Linked DNA regions of Homo sapiens: region 1 is linked to region 2. The links are chromatin contacts, found by Hi-C or POLR2A ChIA-PET in ENCODE. All regions are on one chromosome and are shown on one strand. Each heading gives the region's core, a stretch centred on a gene start or an enhancer-like site at or near the end of the contact. The rest is flanking DNA. Distances are from core to core; before and after follow the strand shown.

The links. Hi-C counts contacts between places; a loop is a spot of excess contacts on that map. ChIA-PET counts read pairs that join two places held with the same protein, here RNA polymerase II (POLR2A). Pooled maps may share reads with other maps.
Region 1: a loop to region 2 is called in a map of aorta, with 2.5 times the contacts of the local background. The contact joins two enhancer-like sites. A Hi-C loop is called at or near these places in 1 of 168 maps with a recorded cell type or tissue (aorta) and 4 of 50 pooled maps. POLR2A ChIA-PET finds 5 or more read pairs at or near these places in 1 of 52 experiments (MCF 10A).

Annotation. Positions count from the first base shown.
Region 1 is chr10:7,304,544-7,310,923 of GRCh38, forward strand. All of the region lies in intron 4 of SFMBT2 (Scm like with four mbt domains 2), which reads right to left. Among named protein-coding and RNA genes, the nearest start is that of SFMBT2, 100 kb to the right of the region's middle. Within about 2 kb of position 1,713, at least 5 of the 41 ENCODE cell types and tissues checked have a DNase peak (open chromatin) inside an H3K27ac peak, as active enhancers do.
Region 2 is chr10:7,230,999-7,238,230 of GRCh38, forward strand. All of the region lies in intron 9 of SFMBT2 (Scm like with four mbt domains 2), which reads right to left. Among named protein-coding and RNA genes, the nearest start is that of SNORD129, 48 kb to the left of the region's middle. Within about 2 kb of position 2,778, at least 2 of the 41 ENCODE cell types and tissues checked have a DNase peak (open chromatin) inside an H3K27ac peak, as active enhancers do.

The DNA.
Region 1 (6,380 bases), core at 463-2,962, 72 kb after region 2:
GACCTTTAACAAATCAGTGTCAGAACTCCCAAACTCATTTGAGTAACAGCAATAGCTCAGTGAGGAATGGCTGTCCAGGCCCTTAGACTTTACAGATATGAAATATACTGAATACGATTTAACTATGCCTAAATATCCTATCGATGCCGTCCATCAGAGAGAGAAATTCTAACTCCAAAGATTCATGTCAAAAACAAATTCAGGAAAGGAGAAGGAAATCTCTTGTCTGGACAGAGAAGAGGGACAAACACCACCGGGTACCAAAGTACTACTAAATCTACATTTGGAATAAGACAGGTCCCACCCTGTGCCTAAAGGAGACAGCTCTCCATGTCAGTCACCTCCTAATTACGTGAGAAGAAACAGGACAGTTGCACCCCTGGGAGGACAGGCTCCAGAAACAGCATGGCAGGAGGACCAACAGAGTTATCTTCCTCCCTTTTCTTTTCAGGAGTGACAACAGGAGCATCAGCTCCTAGCTCAGAGTCCCTCTCCTTCTACAGAAAGAGCGCCTGTGTTCATTAGTAAAGTATTAAAGTGGAAGTTCTTTTAGCAAAACTGTGAAAAAAGGCATTGCAAAAAAATTCTACCCATGCTGCTTACTCGGGTAATTACTGAATCTCAAAAATAAACCTTCAAGGATCAACCTACAATTAGGGAGGCGACATCACCTGCAATCGTCTTCTTTCCACGTGCAAAGTACTTGGCATGATGATTAAATGACAGGCTATCAGCATTGAAGCCAGTGTGCTAGATTCTATAAATGATATTTAGGTTCTTTTACAGAAGCTTTTTCCATACATGAACAATAACTCAGCAGTGTCTCCCTCCCCGAGTTCCTGTATCCTGTCATTAATTAAGTACCTGTGGGTCCTCCACTATATTATAAACTCCTGTGAGAAACAGGGATGATATTTTATTGGGCCCACCTCCAGCCCCCTAGCAAGCTGTCTCTGACTTGCGTAGTATTCAGCAAGCATTGAACAAGAAAATAAATTGCACCATTATGGTAGGCATGATGCAAGGAAACAGGAAAATTGATCCCTGTCTAGCCAGGAAGGAAGATCATCCAGACAGAGTGAAATCAACGGGAAAACCAGATACCTAACTGGCAGTCTGGGGCAGCCTTATCAATACTGCACCATTGACTTAGCAAAGGTCTACCCTTTCGGGAGACTCAAATTTTCTAGAAGAATGCAGGAGAGGCAAGGCGACAAAAGTAGAAATGGCACTGGACTGAACTGGTTATGTTCCAATTTCTGCACGTTTTGTGACTCCAGTGAAATCACTTAACCTTTCCAAATCCCTCTTTCCTCATTCAGAACACAGCAGGAACAGTGTGGGGAAGTAAAACAAAACCATCTCTATGGGTTGCCCCAATTACTGGAACACGATTCAAAGCAGAGTCTGAAAGAAATTAGCCTTCAGTGTTACACATATTTGATATAGCTCATTTATTTACTAAACTCTAAGTATTTCAGATCAACTTAAAATGGACTCGTTTTCCAACTGACTTAGAAAGGCAGCCTTTCATTAAGCCATACCTGTACCTTAATGTTGCAAAGATTCAATTTATGTTCATAGGGGTCAAAAAGAAGCCATTAACCATGCCCCAGTCAATGACAAGTGTGTGGAGTCAGTCTTCAGTTAGAGGCACACACAGAGTGCTCTCCGGCAGGCTTCAGTGAACTGTGCGTGGCTTTCAGGCCAAACTCCACCCACCCCCGGCACTTGCCTGTGTTTGCAAGGCTCAGAAGCCAAGAGTGTTTTTCACATTTTTAAATGGTTGGAAAAGTCAATATTTCATGACATATGAAAATTATATGAAATTCAAATTTTTGTGTCCGTAAATAAAGTTTATTGGAGCACAGCCACGTCATTCATTTATGTATTGCTCACGGCTGCTCTCGTGCCACAACAGTGAACTGAGTAGCGGCAACAGGAACCAGATGGCCCACAAAGCCCAAAATATTTACTCTGTGGCCTTTTACAGAAAAAGTTCGCTAACCCCCGCTGTAGAGTTTCCAGAAGAAGCAGGTATTCTAAGAGTAGGATACAATGGATCAGATAATATCTATAATTCATCAAATCAAGGATGCTTTAAAAGAATTAATAATAATCATCTACAAATATAATATATGCCACAAATAGCAACTAAAAAAAAAATGATACAGAAGATGAAGCCAAGAAAAGGGGGGAAAAAAAAGAGGAAGGAAAGAGAAAATGATATGACAAATGACAAAGAGGAAAAGAGAAAACATTGTCCCTACTCCAGGATGCTCTGTGCAATGCTAGCAACTTCTAGATTATCAATAAGTGTGTTACTATACTGGCTGAAGTTAAAAATGCATGTCATTTACATTGCATATGGGGAGAGAGGAAACAGCTAAAATTACCAAGCCACCATCCTCATGCCAAAGCATCCCTGATAACCATGGGGTAGAAAATATGGCATACCTTAGGGCAAAATGTCCTTTAAGTCTCACTATTGATACAAAAATATTCATGCAAACAGCACTTAGAAAAATATAAATTTTAAAAGATACCATTTACATAAGCTTCAAAACACATAGAATATATAAGAATAAATCTTCTAAAAGGTAGAAAACTATTACACAGAAAACTACAATGTTTTATAAAAATACATAAAAGAAGATGTAAACAAAGGAAATACATACCATGTTCATGGATTAGAGAACTCAGTATTATAAAGATGTACATTTTCCTTAAAACGATTTAGTCGACCCTATTCCAATCCAAATCCCAACAGATTTCTTTTGTAGAACTAGATAACCCAATTCTAAAAATTATATGGAAGTAAAGTGTCCCAAGGAGAGCCAAAACACTCTTCAAGAACACCAACAAACTAGGGACCCTGCCATACAGATGACAAAAGCAGTCATACATAAACAACTTTAAAGATACAGTATAGATAAAGAGACTAGACAAACTAGTGAAATGAAATAGAGAAGTCAAACAAATAGACAAATCCAATTAATGGTTAGAACTGGCTCCATACATCAGTAGGGGGAGAACAGACTCTCTGATAAATAGTTCTAGGACAACTGGTTTATCCGTATGGAGAAAAAAGAAATTAGTCTTCTGCTATATGCACTGCCTGAAAATCAATTCCAGTTGAACTAAGGACTTACATGGGAAAGGCAAAACTACAAAGCTGTTGGAGAACAAGAATATAGAATACATTTTTGCTATCCATGTGGAAGAGGAAAAGATTTCTTACTGGAGACACAGAAAGCATAAAAGATCAATAAAATCAGCTTAGTAAAATTAAGAATTTCCATCCACTAAGAAGTCATTAAAAAGAAAACTACAAGCCACAAACTATTAAAAGCAAGAATTTCTGCTATAATATCACATATCTGTTCCTGAAAAGTGTCCCATTTTGCAAATATGAGTGCTGAAAATAAGACAGCTTATTAAAACTAAGGTTTAGGGAAGAATTCTCAAAGCCACATAACTTACAAAAATAGTAATAATCCTAACATCCTCACCATAACATTAGCATGTAAGCCAGGTGCAGCAGCTCGTGCCTATAGTGCCTGAGACTCAGGAGGCTGAAGCAGAAGGACTCCTTCAGTCCAGGAGTTTGAGACCAGCCCAGGCAACAGAGCAAGACTCCATCTCTATAAAAACATTTTTTTTAAATTAGCCAGGCCTGGTGGTACACGCCTCTAGTCCCAGCTTCTTGAGAGGCTGATGCCATAGGATCATTTTCAGCCCAGGAAGTAGAGGCTGCAATGAGCTATAATTGCACCACTGCACTCTCCAGAGCGATGGAGAGAGAGACCCCATCTCAAAAAACAAACAAACAACAACAAAAATTTAGCACCTATTAAAAGGCATGTTACATACCTAATAAATACTACAATAAATTTAGACCTTTTCCTTAAAAAAAAAATTGAAAGGTGGAGGTCACTTGATGGAGAGAAATATAAGGAAGGGTTGAAAATGCTACATTAATGGGGCCAAGGACAAATGTCCAAGGATGCTGGAGATGGGGACATAAAACTTCCAAGAAAAAGCACATGACCCAAGGTCACCAACAGAAAGAATGTAAGGTGAATGGCAATGTGATAGTCCTGGCTCCCCTGCAGCTCTCTCATTTCAGCTGTGCTAAGGTAGCTGGTGATCAGCGGCTATTACTTGATGTAAAACATTAACGTGCTGGGGAAGCTACCGGGAAAGTGGGCCCACTTTTACATTATGCAGACATGAATGCTGTACTTACCAGTTACACATGAACTCTCTCACACTACAGAAGCCTGCACAGTAAACAATCAACTGATTCTGCAACACATAACTAATGCCGGATCAATAAAGAACTACAGACCAGTAGAAAGAAGAAAAATGAGCAAAGACACTTACGCACTTCCCAGAAATGGATATCCAAATGGCTAGAAAACATGTGAAAGGATCCTCAAGTTCAATGGTCATGACAGTTAATTTTATGTGTCAACTTGACTGGACCACGAGGTGCCCAGATATTTGGCCAAACATTATTCTGGGTGCATCCGCGAGGGTGTTTCCGAAAGAGGCTAACATTTGAAATTGTAGACTGAGTAAAGTGGACAGCCCTCCGTCATGTGGATAGACCTCATCTAATCAGTTGAAGAACTGCATAGAACAAAGGGCTAACCTTATTCCTGCAAGGAAGGGGGACCTTCTCCTGCCTGAATGCTGGAGCAAGACGTCGGTCTTTGTCACTGTTATGAAGCGGCTGTGTAAACATTTGTGGACTGACCAATATCTGTTCACATAATCCATGTCAGAGATTGATGGTCTCATCAGCCAGGTACACATTGTCCAGGTCTGCTGCCTCTCAGTTAAAGCCACAGGGCTGATTCTCACCCGTGAAAAGTGAAGCTGTGCTTTCTCCAAGCTCTTTCTTTCCTATCTCCAGCTGAATGCAGAGGAGGACGAGGCCTGACAAAGATGGCAGGGCCCCAGGATAGAAGATAGCTGGCACATGGAACGGGGGTGTATAGGAAAAGCTGTCTGTCCCTCACATTGGACTGTGACAGGATCAACAAAATTAAACATCACAGCATCAGGCCCTGAGATGTGCTGACCTGTCGCAGCAGCTACTGAGGCACCCTGAACCTGCCCTTGTTACTTACCCTACTACATTTTTATAAGGGAACATATATGCTCGCCTTACTCTCATGTTAAAATAGTAATTCAGTAAATGTCCTACGCATAGCCTCTTACATCCATAATAATCCTTTCAAGAAAGGAGGAGGAGGAGGTGGGTGTCTGTAACAATGAAAAACCAAAGACAATTCAGCCAGAAAAACCAGTAAAGACCAAAAGACCTAAATATGCCCTTAGTAAGCCCAGAGATGGCTCCAGTCTAGACCAGGGTTTTTTAATAGTATCAGCACTATTGACACTCTGGACCACATCACTCTGTGTTGTAGGGGACAGCGCTGTATTCTGCAGATGTTTAGCAGTACCCCGGGTCCTACACACTAATGCCAATAATACTGCCTCCAGTTGTGGCAACAAAACTTGTCTCCAGATATTGCCAAATATAACCTGGGGAACAAAATCCTCCTTAGTTGGGAACCACTGGTTTAGAGAGAGCACCTGGTGAACAGTTTCAAACATCTATATTAACTTGATGCTGTCTAGCCAAATGTCACATGTTGATTCGGTACACAGAAAGACCTCTCCGACAAGGACACATCATGCTGTCCCACGCCAGAGGGGAAATGCCCAAACCAGAACAAGGTGCAAAACCGGGCATGAATGCCAGGCGCTGAGAACTCCATGTCCCAAGATGCCGATTCCAACTGCTGGGATCTCATGCCACGGTTAGTGCACCCCGTGCCCAAGGCACTTACCTTCCTGAGCTGAAAGGTGAACTTTGTTTCTGTCCTACCTCCTCAAGCAATGAAAGAAACAGACAGTGATAAAGGGTACATCTAAACATTTTAATACAGTAGTCCATTCTCTATCTGTTCTAATGAGGAAAAACAGTGATGAAATTGATGAAAGGGGTGGGTAACTCAGGAATCACTGACATTTACTTTTGGCAAAGTCTGTCTGATTTTTCCTCTTCCTAAATGGATCTTCTTCAGAATTTTCTTTTGCTAAGGCTCATATGAAGTTGCTGTGCATTTTCTGACTACATGCTAGCTCCATAGAGGAAACAGGCAGGTTTGAAAAAAAGGCTTCGTGTGCAAAAAATGTCAGCCAGGGCTAGACGCGGTGGCTCATGCTTGTAATCCCAGCACTCTGGGAGGCCAAGGTGGGCGGATCGCCTGAGGTCAGGAGTTCGAGACCAGCCTGGCCAACCTGGTGAAACCCCATCTCTACTAAAAATACAAAAAATTAACTGGGCATGGTGGCGGACGCCT
Region 2 (7,232 bases), core at 1,528-4,027:
GTCACATTCTATGATTCAGAACCACCATCACTAATTATTTTACTGTTGCTACTAAGGATTTTTTTCCCCCAACTCTCTGTGGTTAATTCCCTTCTCTGCTCCTAAAAGAAAAGTGTAACGTGGCTGGATGACGAGCAGTTACCTAACAAGGCATTCCTCTAAGAAGACTCACGACTCCATCTGTGAAGACACATCTCTGTAACACAATGATCCCATCTGTCTGGGGTTTTGGAAGACGGACTTTGTTAAAGTCAAGATCTCCTTCTGTTCCACTATCTCTTCCTGGACCTCTGCTATTTCCTGAGTTAATTTCAAGAGTGAAGAAAACTAGATGAGATCCCTGGGGTGGGGAGGAGGGAAATGAGAGAAAACTATATAGAAAAATAGCAAAGCATTTTCTGACACAGCCTGGCATGTGGGTAATCTTTATGGTCCATACATGTTCAGATAAAACTTTCCCACCTGGAAGTCACCGCTATTCCCTACACAAAGACATTAAGCTGGGCTTTCTATAACTAACTTCTAATGAGCTTCAACCCACTCTCTAAAATGTCATGCCTCGTGTTTTCTTGGACGTACATTCAGGCCTTCTATCTATTCACCCAGTCCTCCACACTCTGTCTATGGAGAGCCATTTCTAATCTGATAATTTCTAGATAAAATCAAGTCTTGCTGGCTATGTTGTAAGCAACAGTTAATTATTCCGTCCCTAGAACAATGTTGCTCATTTCCCTGACATTCCAACAGCTTAGACTCCTCTGTCCCCTCCTCCTCCTCCTCTTCGGGACCTTTACTCACTTCATCATTTCAAATTCTTTTCCTTTGGGCTGATAATGAGCTGTCTTTGTAAGGCAGTTTTGTGACAGCTCAGAAAATAACTGCGACATAAAAACAAATTGCTGTGGATGGTATAATAGAGATGACAGGGTCAATTATACTCATTAATCAACAAAGACAGAACAAGACGTACTAAGGCTTAACTGTGGCCAGGAAAACACATTTTAAACCTGGAGGGAGGGAGGAAAACAGCAGAGGGGAGAAGAAAATGAAAGGAAATAAAACCCCTTAGGCAATTAAACTTTGCAGCAAGCTTCCCTGAGAGACTGTTGAACCACAACCATTAGACTTATTTAAGCTTTTATTAGTGTTTATTCTGAATGAAGTTTCAACCCTTACAGGTCCAAAAGGGAAGAGGTTGATGACCCATTTCCCTCGGATACAAACTAATTGACATAAAACAGCTCTATTTGCACACATCATTATTGGCAGTGTAAATGGACAATTCTTTGGAAAAACTATTTGGCATTAAAAAAAAACTCCTACCCTTTGACGCAACCATTTCACTTCTGGGAACTTATCCCATAAAAATGACCCTAAAAACTGAAAAAGGTGTTATACATGAAGACACTTACGGCATTATGACTGGTAACACTGGAGGAAAAAAAATGAAATAACCTTCTGTGCAGTAATAGAAAATGAGATGAGACTTCTCCAAGTCTGTAGAATGCCACACAGGCATGAAACGGCACGTAGTTTTAAAAAATTCATAAAAAATAACTGCTATGGCTTTAGATGAAAAGACTGCTATAAACATATACAGAATTATTAGATTCATATAAAATATGCAAAGATGAAGACCAGAGAAAATGTACAAAAACCTTAATAATAAATATTACAATAATTGTTGGGTGGTGGGACTCTTGGCTACTTTCTTCTTTGACCTCTTTGTATTTTTCCAAGTTTTTAATAATGATCACAAAATTATTTCATTAATAAAAAATTATTTGAAAACACAGAATCTTTGCCCTATTTTAAATGGTAATTAAGGCATTGGTCGATCAATCCAGAGTCCACTCAGCACATGAAATACACCATGACTGCCTCCCCTCAGCCTTCCTCCAGCTTTGCCAGTAGAATCCTGACTTTATCCAGTTCCTGGAGGAAGTGAATCAGGACCATCTTGAGATGCTCATGGTAGCCATATGCCCTTTTCAGGAGGCTTAAGATGGGTAGGAGAAGGGTTTACAGAAAAAAATTCTCTCTCTAACAAAAGAGACATGCAGGAATAAAAACTCCTCTTCTATCCTGGGTGGCTACGAAAAATACATATACAATCTTAATAAAAAATAAAAATAGCAAAGGAATACCATGTTTGCTATCTACCTGGCTGGCAGAATGAAAAACAACACTAAGAATCCACCATTCTAAAGGCTGTTAGGAAGCAGGCGTTTTTATGTGTTTGTGGTGGGAGTGGAACTTTAAAAAACCACTGTAGATGTCAATTTGGTAACGTGTCAAAATCCTCAGGCTCCAGCGACTACTGGGAGTAACAGACACACAGCCTGACACCGATAACACAGTGAGGTAAAAGCAAGGATGGAGGGACACTCAGAGAGTGAGGGAAGAAGGCTCTGAAGATCTCACTACTGCAGAGCAAACAGCTCCATAGAGAGATCTTCCTCACCCCAGAGAATGTTTACTCTATTAAATGTTAGAAGAGCATGTGTAAATAGCAAGCTTATTTAGTTTTCAGTTCCACCTCCCTTGGAAAGGAAAAGTGATACAATCATCTTCAAAGTCAGCAAATACCAGGACCCAGATATGTGCATAAATGTTGATGCAACAGAACCTAAGTTCTAAGAACAGGTTCTCAGTCCTTTCTGAGAAAGTTTCACAACTCACAGAGCAGCACTTCGGGGCATTTTTGCAATGCCTTACTCTTCCAATTGACAGCTGATCTTTCTCCTTTCAAGCCCAAGTTTTTGTTGTTTTTGAGGCAACCAACATTCCTTGAACACCCACTAAAGCCAGGGGCTCTGTGGCAACCCTTCAGGGGATGAATGTCCCATGGCCCTGGCAGGGAGGCAAGATTGCACAGACCTCAGCTGGCAGAACCTGTCCCAGGAGCCAGTCTGTCTATTCCAGAAAACAACTTTCTCAACATTGCCTCCACCTGTTTCACAAAGGAGTTTGTGTACATTGCAGGCTTACAGGCAGGACAGCAAACATCAGCGACTGACTAAAGCATTTGTTCTTGTCGATGCTGTTTGCTAAAAAACTACAACCTCCCTCTTGAAATCTTCTAGCTACCTCCACAGTCTTGGGTGATGTTCAGTTTCAAGCCTTCCTTGATACTGGTCTTTAAAAGTGACACTTTCATTCATTCCCAATTGAATTACTCTGTGTTTTTACGTTCATGGAACAGTGCAGGAAAAAAACAAACAAACAAACAGAAAATAAGGAAGAGAAACAAAGAAGACAATAATATAAGCACTAGCCCTACCGCCTTCCTTATCTTTTAAAACATTATGTTGAGAAGTATTTCATCTTGGTCATGGTATGACACTTAATATACTTCTCTGCTGAGGGAATGTTCTACATGTTATTCTGAATTATAAACACAATGTTACGGGACACAGGTATGTGCCCAGGATGGGGTCTAACATCATATAAATATCAGCTGTCAATGGCAAAAATATCTTACAGATCCTGAAGAATGAAGTGAATTTAAGGATAACATAAAAGGTTCTTCTTAGTTTTCAACAATCAGAAGTATTTTCAGATATTAAAAATGACCTAGAGAGTTTTACTATACCAACTCTTTTCAATCAAAAGTGACCGTTTTGCTCAAGAATGAATCAGAAAGCTAGAAATGAGACTTGCTTCCAAGTCCAGTAGCCGGGCGGGACGATCTGACAGTCTCCCTACAGATATCAGATGAAATATAATTTTGAAAAATTACATAGCCCAAGTCAAAAGAGAAGAAAATCTCCAGACACCAAAAAAAAAGTAAAAAATAAAAAACCAAAACCTGAAAGAGCCCTGAAAGCCAGAGCTGAGCAGTGAGCAGCTCACAGAGGGCAGACAACAGCCTGGTTCAAGGGAGATGAGCAGGAGGACCCGAGGCTACTATCTACAGCTGGCCCCAGGCAGCAGCCCAGTCTATGAAAATAGAACCAGACAAACTAAGCTGACTGGATCAGAGAGGCAGCAGAGATGGGCTACCTACCTGGGGTTCTGAAGAAGAAAAAAGGAGATCATGCACTTCCCCAGGCCAGTGGCACACACGGATGTGGGGTCCAGCTTTCCAATTCCGTGGGACACAGACTGAGAAATTAATATCAAATTCAGCCACTCATTCCTTGAATAATCAGGGACACCCTCATGGACCAGACATTGTTTTTGGTGCTGGGGATGCAGCAGTGAACAAAAGAGATTAAAAAAATACCCTTGACCCTATGAAGTTTATTTCCTAGTGGATGGATAGAGACAGTAACAAATAAATAGAGATGACTTCAATCCAGGGCACATGGAACTGCCACATAAATAACAACCACCACTGAAATTAGTTCATAATCAACAATCACAAACCACATAAGGAAACTAACCAACTTGAGGGAGGGCAGAGAAATGAACTTTAATGCAAAATGCCTTATCAGGAAAAAAGAGTGCTTCCGCCAGTCTAATGATCCTGAATCTGAACACCTTAACACAACTTCAAACACACACACTCACACCACACACTACATACCACACACACACACACGCAACCACACAGCACACACATACAGACACATACCACACAGACGTACCACACATACACATCACATATTAGATACACACACACACCCCACATACACACCCTGCACAAACATATCCATCACAAAAACAAAGAGAAGCTAACAAATCCTCAATCTCAAAATGATATTTTAAAGTACCATTTGGAAATTTACAGAACAACAGATAAAAATACAGTGAGGATATAGAATATCTGAATACTTCAATAAATAAACTTGACCTGACCAACTGATGTGGCAATAAATCTGAAAATACAGCTGAAACAGACAATACTGTAAAATACATGTACATTACCAAAACTATCTCACAAATGGTTACCCTGACTAAACTTATATCCACGAAAGGAAATAAATTCACACTCAATAAAACACCAACAACATCAACAGCTCCAGATAGGTTTATAAGACAGTTTTCCCAAACTGTCAAGTATCACAAAAGTCATATCTTACACAAACTGTTTTTGAGACAGTTTAGAAAGGTAGCTAGATATGACATAAATATACAAAATTAGTGGTACTCTCTTATACCAGCTGACAGCCAATAAGAAATGAAAAGAAATCCCATTCACCACAGCAAGCAGAAGGATAAGGTACCTAGGAAATATTCCAAGAAAAGATTGCAAGCTATAAAAAGATAATATAAGAAAATATCAATTTTTCTAAGTCTATAAATTCAACACAATGCCGAAATCCAATGGGACTCTTTATAGAACCTTACAAACCAATGCTAAAATTAATGTACAAGAATGGCCTGCCAAAAATAACCAAAAATTTTGAACAAAAATAAAGAAAAAGTGACTCAACAATAGATATCAAGACTATATTATTATAAAGTAATAACAATTTGTTCAGGGCTATACAAACAGACTGAAGAGGCAGAATAAAAAAGAACAGGGTTAAGAGTCACACCCACAAAGGGATGGATCCATGACAGTGGTGGCATTATAAATCAAAGAGGAAACAGCAGACCATTCAACAAACGATGCAGAGACAAGTGGGGAAATGAAAAACTTCAATTCAATTCAAGCAAGAAAAATAAGATAGTTTTCCTTCCTCATGCCAATACAAAAATCAATGTCAAGTAGGTTACAGAGCTAAACATGGAAAAGTAAAACTGCAAGTTTTAAAGAAAACACATCAGTAGGAAGGAATTCTAAAGGTATATAAACAATGCATACAGGGAAAGATGGCTGTTTGACTACATTACAATTTACTACTTCAATATGCCATTAAAAAAAACCATTAAAAAGCAAAGAAACAAGCCAGACTAGGTTATCATATGTGTGAAGCACATTGCTGAGAAAGAATTCATGTTAGAATATATAAACTACTTCTACGATCAAAAGAAAATGGGCCGAAGAAGAAAACCACAGATGGCCAGTAAGGGTAGGATGCAGTGCTCAACCATCCTAGTGATCAGGACCACCTCACTGAAACGAGGAGATCCACTTCACTCCCCTCAGAGGGGCCATGCTTAATCCTGGGAATACCGCAAAACAGGGAGGGTGACACAAAATGGGAATGCTCAAACACCATGTTAGAAATGTAAACTGACACAACGTGGAGAGTATTTGGTACTATCTACAGAATTCCAGCAATTCCACATTTAGGAATATCCCCTGAAAGCACCTCTTACACTTGGGGACATTGGATGTACATTTGGGGATCACTTGCAATAGGGAAACCTGGAAATCCCTTCAATGTTCACCAATAGAAAATGGAATTTTCAAATATTACAGTATATTCGTAAAGCAAGCAAAATGAATAAACAATCTACATGCCCCAACATGGAAAAAAATCTGAAAAATGTTAATAAATAAAAAGTTACATAAAGATATGCATAGCGCATTATATATGTATATAGTCAAATAAGGTCTATTTTAATTTGACGGTAATAAAAACAATGATACTGGTAAGGCATAAACAAAGAAGCCTATGCAGTCATGTCATAAAAGCATGTAATCTTTAGGAGGGTGCTCACCTTGCGGAGGATGAGGGGTGAAGGGCTAGGGGTGGGAGAGAATGGGGACAGAGCTTCAATTCATTCAACCTCAACAAATACCTACCAAGTGCCACCCACTATTCCAGCTACTGAGGATGACTAGTGGGTGATTGACAAACACCCCTGCTGCTGTGGATCTTTCATTTTAGTGGGGGAGATGAATGAAAAACAAGACAAACAAGGGACGTATATATGACTTATTTGTGTATTATATGATAAGGTCTGTGATATACTGCAGGGAAGGAGATGCAAATGTTGGGAGTGGTGGTTTGCTACTGAGATTGAACAGGGAAGCCCAGAAAGACGACTTCAAGCAGTTAGCACTTGAGTCAAGACTGAGTCAGGTGACAGGTGTCTGCACAGAGGGAACAGCAGGTGCCACGTCAGGGAGATGAGAGTGACTGGGACAGACTGAGTGGGGAGTCGGGAGATGACGCTGGACAGGGCAGTGGAAGTCAGCACGGCTGGGTGCTGTAGGCTGTTGCCACAGTCTTGACTTGGACACAGGGTGGGGTGGAAGGCACTGGACAGTCTGAGCAGAGAGACCCATGGTTTATGTTCTAACACGATCGATCTGACTGCAGTGTTGAGAGACCCCTGAGTTAAACAAGGGGCTGCTGCAGGAACCAGGTGAGACTCACTAGCGGCCTGAA